Linked DNA regions of Homo sapiens: region 1 is linked to region 2. Evidence: read pairs that join two places in POLR2A ChIA-PET (ENCODE). Cell type or tissue: MCF 10A. All regions are shown on one strand. Region 1 overlaps PDE4D (phosphodiesterase 4D). Region 2 overlaps PDE4D (phosphodiesterase 4D).

Region 1 (2,500 bases), 83 kb after region 2:
TATTAGACAAAAACTAGGAAGTTATAGTTAGGTTGTAGTAAATGATGAACAATCCATTTTGATTGTGATTCCCAACTAGCTTTTAGGCAGAGCCTCAACCACAGAAACTCAATCCTAGTGGATAAAAAATATGCAGACAATTTGAAGGGAGTGAAGAGAGCAGAAGAAAGTATGATGAAAGAATTGAAAGATTATGCAACAGAGGAGTATTTACAGCCTGGCTAGATAAATGAATGGATATATTATTTTTTTTAATTTTTTTAGCTAATTTACATTGTTAATTTTTATTTAACTATTATTTTTAAAAGAAGATAAATACTGCAGTGGAAAGAGACTTAAGGGATTATACTAAGGGCAATTATGAGAACTCTTGGGACAAAATAATGGTCTTATATCAACAAAAATTCCCTGGAAGTGTGATATGTCAGCTTGCAGAAAATTTTCCCAATGTAGTGATAAGAATTCTCTGAAGACATAGGCAGATTGAAAAGACATGAATAAGAAACAATGTGAGATACATTTCCATACTTACTGCAGAGGTAAAGCAGAATGGAATTTGTATCTTTTCCTCTGCAGGTCCTATTAGAGAAGACAATAGAGAACCCTCTAAGAGGTGATTGTCAAATTGGTTAATATGCTGTGGTTTGGAGTGCCTGCATTGTGAACAAGGGCACATTCATTCAACTTTCCACATCTTCCTTTCCCTGTAAAATGTACATGGAGTTATGGTACCTTATTAGGCTATTGTTAGTATCACATATAAAACCATGTAAAATTCCTACCGTATGCCTGGTTCAGTCAGTGCTCCTCAGGTGGTAGCTATTGGTTAACCCTATTCTTTATAACATAATTGAAATTAGGTTATATGACTTTTAAATATCCAAACAGTCAGAATAGAAATATTGATGAGAAATTTTGCTTCATCTCAAAAACAGTGTTAGAACTACACCAATGGAGTATTTTTCTCCTAAAAGGTTAATCAGGATATGACATTTATAGGATTTACAATCACAATCCTGATAACTGTGAAATATAATATCAGACTGTTTCTTACTATTTTATTTTTAACATTGACATTAAGTTAAATAATATATTTTGTTACTGTAGCCTAGGATTTTATTTTCCCTGTTATGAGAACAAGGATAATTATTTTACAAATGAAATTTTAAGGGATTAGAGTGCCATAGACATGCTCATTGCATTATTAATGTGCAGAATACTGGAGTTCTGCCATCTTCATGAATCCCCACATTACATTTTGGATAAAGAATAAGTTCTGTATATAAATGTAGGCTTCAGAAGCTTTTGTTGATTCTTTCACCATATTTTATACAAAGGCTTTCTTGCTTTCCTGCCTCTCATGCTAAGTACAGGCCCTTCCTGTACTTTCGGCTAAACGAGATGGCCTTTCATGTATAAAACTCAGCTGAAAAATTGACTTCTTCATAAAACCATTCCTGTTTCATCCCTGACTCAAGGTCCTGACTTGAATTCTTCCGACTTCCCTGGGCACTGAGCCAGCATAGTTCTGGTTCGTTGTATAATTGTTTATATCCTTGTAGCATATTCAGATGCACATAGTCACCATGTCTCACCCAGAATCAGAATCTCTCAAGGAAAGAAAGCATGTCCTCTCTTTCCCTAATAATCCCCAAAGCTCTCAATACCATGCTGTGCCCACAGAAGGGAATCAGTTAAATCTGCTGCAATTGATTGGAAACTTCTTTTCCCCCAGATTTTCCTTAGGTGGTCTCCTGCAGAGTTCTGTCTAAAGTAATGGAGACTTGGGATTTGTATTCTCATTATGCTAATGGTTATTACTTCCTTTATTTTTGAAAACTGGTTGTAGGATCTAAGCTAACCATGCTATTTTCTGCATACCACCCAGCGATTCTCATTTAGCAACTGCCTTCAAATCGTCTACTCCCTTTGGTCTCCTCCTCCCCTCAGTAGGAGAAGGATGAGAGGAAGTTGGAATATTTACACTGAGATGAGATCCTTGAGCACTTGAGCCCTGAGGCTGCCTCTGGACTAACGTTTCTGTTCAGCTGTCCCCAGGTTTTTCAACAAGAGCTGTCAGAAACAAGTTTGTGACTAAAGAGCAGCTTCATCTGTAACTTCTGTTTCTTGCTACTCCCTGCTGTGTTTCTGGCTATCTGGAAGCTTCTCAGCAGGGTAGCAAGTTGTTGGCGCCACTAACACCTTTCCTCTTTCAAATTCATATTCTTCCTTGGGAGGTGAGTTTGCATTTCAGAAAATTCTATTTTAGTGAAACCACCCAGGAATCAGTGTCAGTTGGCTTTCAGCTGTGAAATAACTGCAGAGACTTTGTTACAGCTAAGGGGGTGCGATTCTTTTGGAGAGTTTAGATTTTCTGTTTATAGAGAAGAGTTCTTAGGAATTTTATGCTTAGCTGAAAGTATTAAACACTTTTCCTTATTTCCTCAACATGAATTCTTTTTCCCGGGGCTGCAGGGGAAAGGGCTCTGATCCTGGTTCA
Region 2 (2,500 bases):
GAGTTGTTTTGAATGCCTTGATGAACTATGTTTTGTTTGTTTTATTATATTTTCACTTGAGATTTTTACTGTGAAGCATGCTATTTTGAAGACAAAATTTTTAAAAATAGAGAAGGGCAAGAAGAATGGTGGACAATGCAGGAGGTGACAATTGGTATAATTACAGTAAACATTTATAGGTCAGTGGAACATAAGCCCTGAGGGAAGGCTCTGAAAGCGGACCTGCAAGCAGGAGGGAGGGAGGGAAGGAGGGAGGCAGCCCTCGCAGGCTGCCGGGAAGCACCAGGGATGTCGTGCCTCACTGTGCCAGCCTCACAGATGGCATCTCAGCGACATGGCTGTTCTTTTGTCTTTTCTTCATGAGCATCTTAGAGAAGCGCATTTATGCACATTTCTACCTACAAAGTTTTGCCTCAGTGTGACTCATCTTCTTTCTGTCTCAGATAGGATTACTCTTCAAAGGAAAGATAAAAAAACAAGTTCTGAATATAAAGATGAAGCCAACTGCAGGGCTTGTTGAATTACCTCAGAGATAGCTAGAGTTGTCTGTGTGTGTGTGTGTGTGTGTGTGTGTGTGTGTGTGTGTGTGTGCGCCTCTGTGTGTGTGTCTGTGTATCTGTCCATGTCTGTGTGTATGTCTGTGTCCATGTCTGTATGTGCATCTGTGTGTGTGCATGTGCCTGTGCATGTGTGTCTGTGCATGTGTGTGTATACACATGAGTGCAATGTCCCATATTGGCAAATACCACATGGTAACGTCCTGCACGCCACAGGAGCTGTATATATGAGCTGTATTTTCATGATGGCCCACTGGGATAGGGATTAAATCAGATGATCACCATTTATACCTAAGTAGTAACACTTAAAAATGCAATTGCTCTCTGTCACCACGGCTTAATCTATGAGCCCCTAAGGGGAAAAAATTCTTACATTAAAAAAGCCATTTCATATATAGATAAATGTTGAATAGGCAGGTGTTGATCAGAAGGTCTAATCCCCATCCACGTGAAATGAACAAGTCAAGCAGATAATTGTTTTACTAGAGCTTTCCTTTGCATTAAATGTGCCTGGAAAACATTTCTAAAACCATTCTTTTCTTTTTGGTTGAACCATTATGAATGAATCTTCATCCTTTAAAAGGCTAGATGTTCATGTTCAACTGTTTTGGCAACTGACCTAAACCAATATTATTATGAACACATTTTGGTTGTTTTGGTTGGACATTGGTAACTGCCAGTGAAGTTGGAGGTGAGAGGAGTTAACTACTTCCTTATAATGTCACCACCTAATTAGAATAAAAGCATCTTAGATTAAATTCTGATTTACATAAGGACATTTATTAACTAAACAATTATTCAGCAGGCATGAAATAAACAAATCATATGACTAGTTCTCTCTCTAGGTGCTTGGCCACCGTTTGCAAGCTTCCCTTAAGGCACAAAATCCAAAATTCCAGAGTCAATATTTCATCATCACTATAGACAAAAGTTTGTGGTATTCACAGCTGGACGCTGGACATCTCCCAGGACGTGGTTCCTGAGTCATTCTGCCTCTGAGTGTGTTGCTCCCATGGAAATCATGCACCTCCACGGAACTCACTCAGGCTCCTCGGGGACTCCTGAGTCTGCAGTCAGATTGCTAGTCTTGCTCTGATTTCCTACCTATCGGACATTCCATTTGACTGTCTTGCCACTGAACTCAATGGGTGTAAGCTGACTCTTCTTCCCTGCATATCAGCATCCTCCTGACTTCCCCACTTCTGTGAATGTCATGATCATTCTTTCTGCCACCTAAGCTTGAAGCCTACAGTCATTTTTTAACACAGCCACCTTCAGCTCCAATTCCAATTCCAATCAGTCACTCTTTTCTCAAATCTCCCTTCATACCAGTTCCTGTCCTTCTGTCTCTTCTACCCTAAGCCAGAGCCATATCTCTGCAGATCAAGGGCCTTTTTGTTCTGTTTCTTCCCCAGTCAATTAGTTTACATGATGCCAAACCCATCTTCTTAAAACCACCTGGATTAGATCACTCCTCTGTTTGAAGATTTCCAAAGAGGCCTTATTTTGTAGTGGAAAATGTCCAAACTCCTTTGCATATTCACTTATTCTCAGCATGCTTTTACCACCTTGCGTTCTTCTCCTTCACGGCACAAACCTCTATGCCAGCTGGATTTTCCATCCATAATCCCCCAAATACATCACATGCATTGTTGCATTGGCCACCCTTGTTAGTGCTTTTTCCATGTGGTGTTCTTACTTTCCTCCTTCACTCCATGCCCACTTCCTCAAAACACACACACACACACACACACACACACACACACACAGCTTCTTGGAGCCTCAAAGTTGGTTGCTAGTATTTTAAGTGCCCGGAATTTGAAATGAAAAAAAATAAAAGTAAACTGGTTTTAAATGTAGGCGTTGCCACGTATTGGTTCTACTGTGGCCTCAGACTTGTTATGAAATATTTCCAAGCCTTAGCTTCCACATGAGTACAATGG

Evidence for each region. ChIA-PET counts read pairs that join two places held together with the same protein. Peaks named below come from ENCODE experiments on the same cell type or tissue, not always from the same donor. Only the 100,000 strongest peaks of a DNase experiment are listed, where the experiment ranks them.
Region 1: POLR2A ChIA-PET joins it to region 2 with 6 read pairs; 2 of 35 experiments call an interaction of 5 or more read pairs at or near these places.

What each region holds. Positions count from the first base shown.
Region 1 is chr5:59,709,153-59,711,652 of GRCh38, reverse strand. The region is part of intron 1 of PDE4D (phosphodiesterase 4D); the gene reads left to right. Among named protein-coding and RNA genes, the nearest start is that of MIR582, 6.7 kb to the right of the region's middle. RefSeq lists a silencer at 1,396-1,690 and an enhancer at 1,819-2,500. In MCF 10A, no CTCF peak of the experiment used is centred here; a DNase peak (open chromatin) is centred at 1,522.
Region 2 is chr5:59,792,229-59,794,728 of GRCh38, reverse strand. All of the region lies in intron 1 of PDE4D (phosphodiesterase 4D), which reads left to right. The region is part of intron 1 of LOC105378988 (a long non-coding RNA gene); the gene reads right to left. Among named protein-coding and RNA genes, the nearest start is that of MIR582, 90 kb to the right of the region's middle. In MCF 10A, no CTCF peak of the experiment used is centred here; a DNase peak (open chromatin) is centred at 1,518.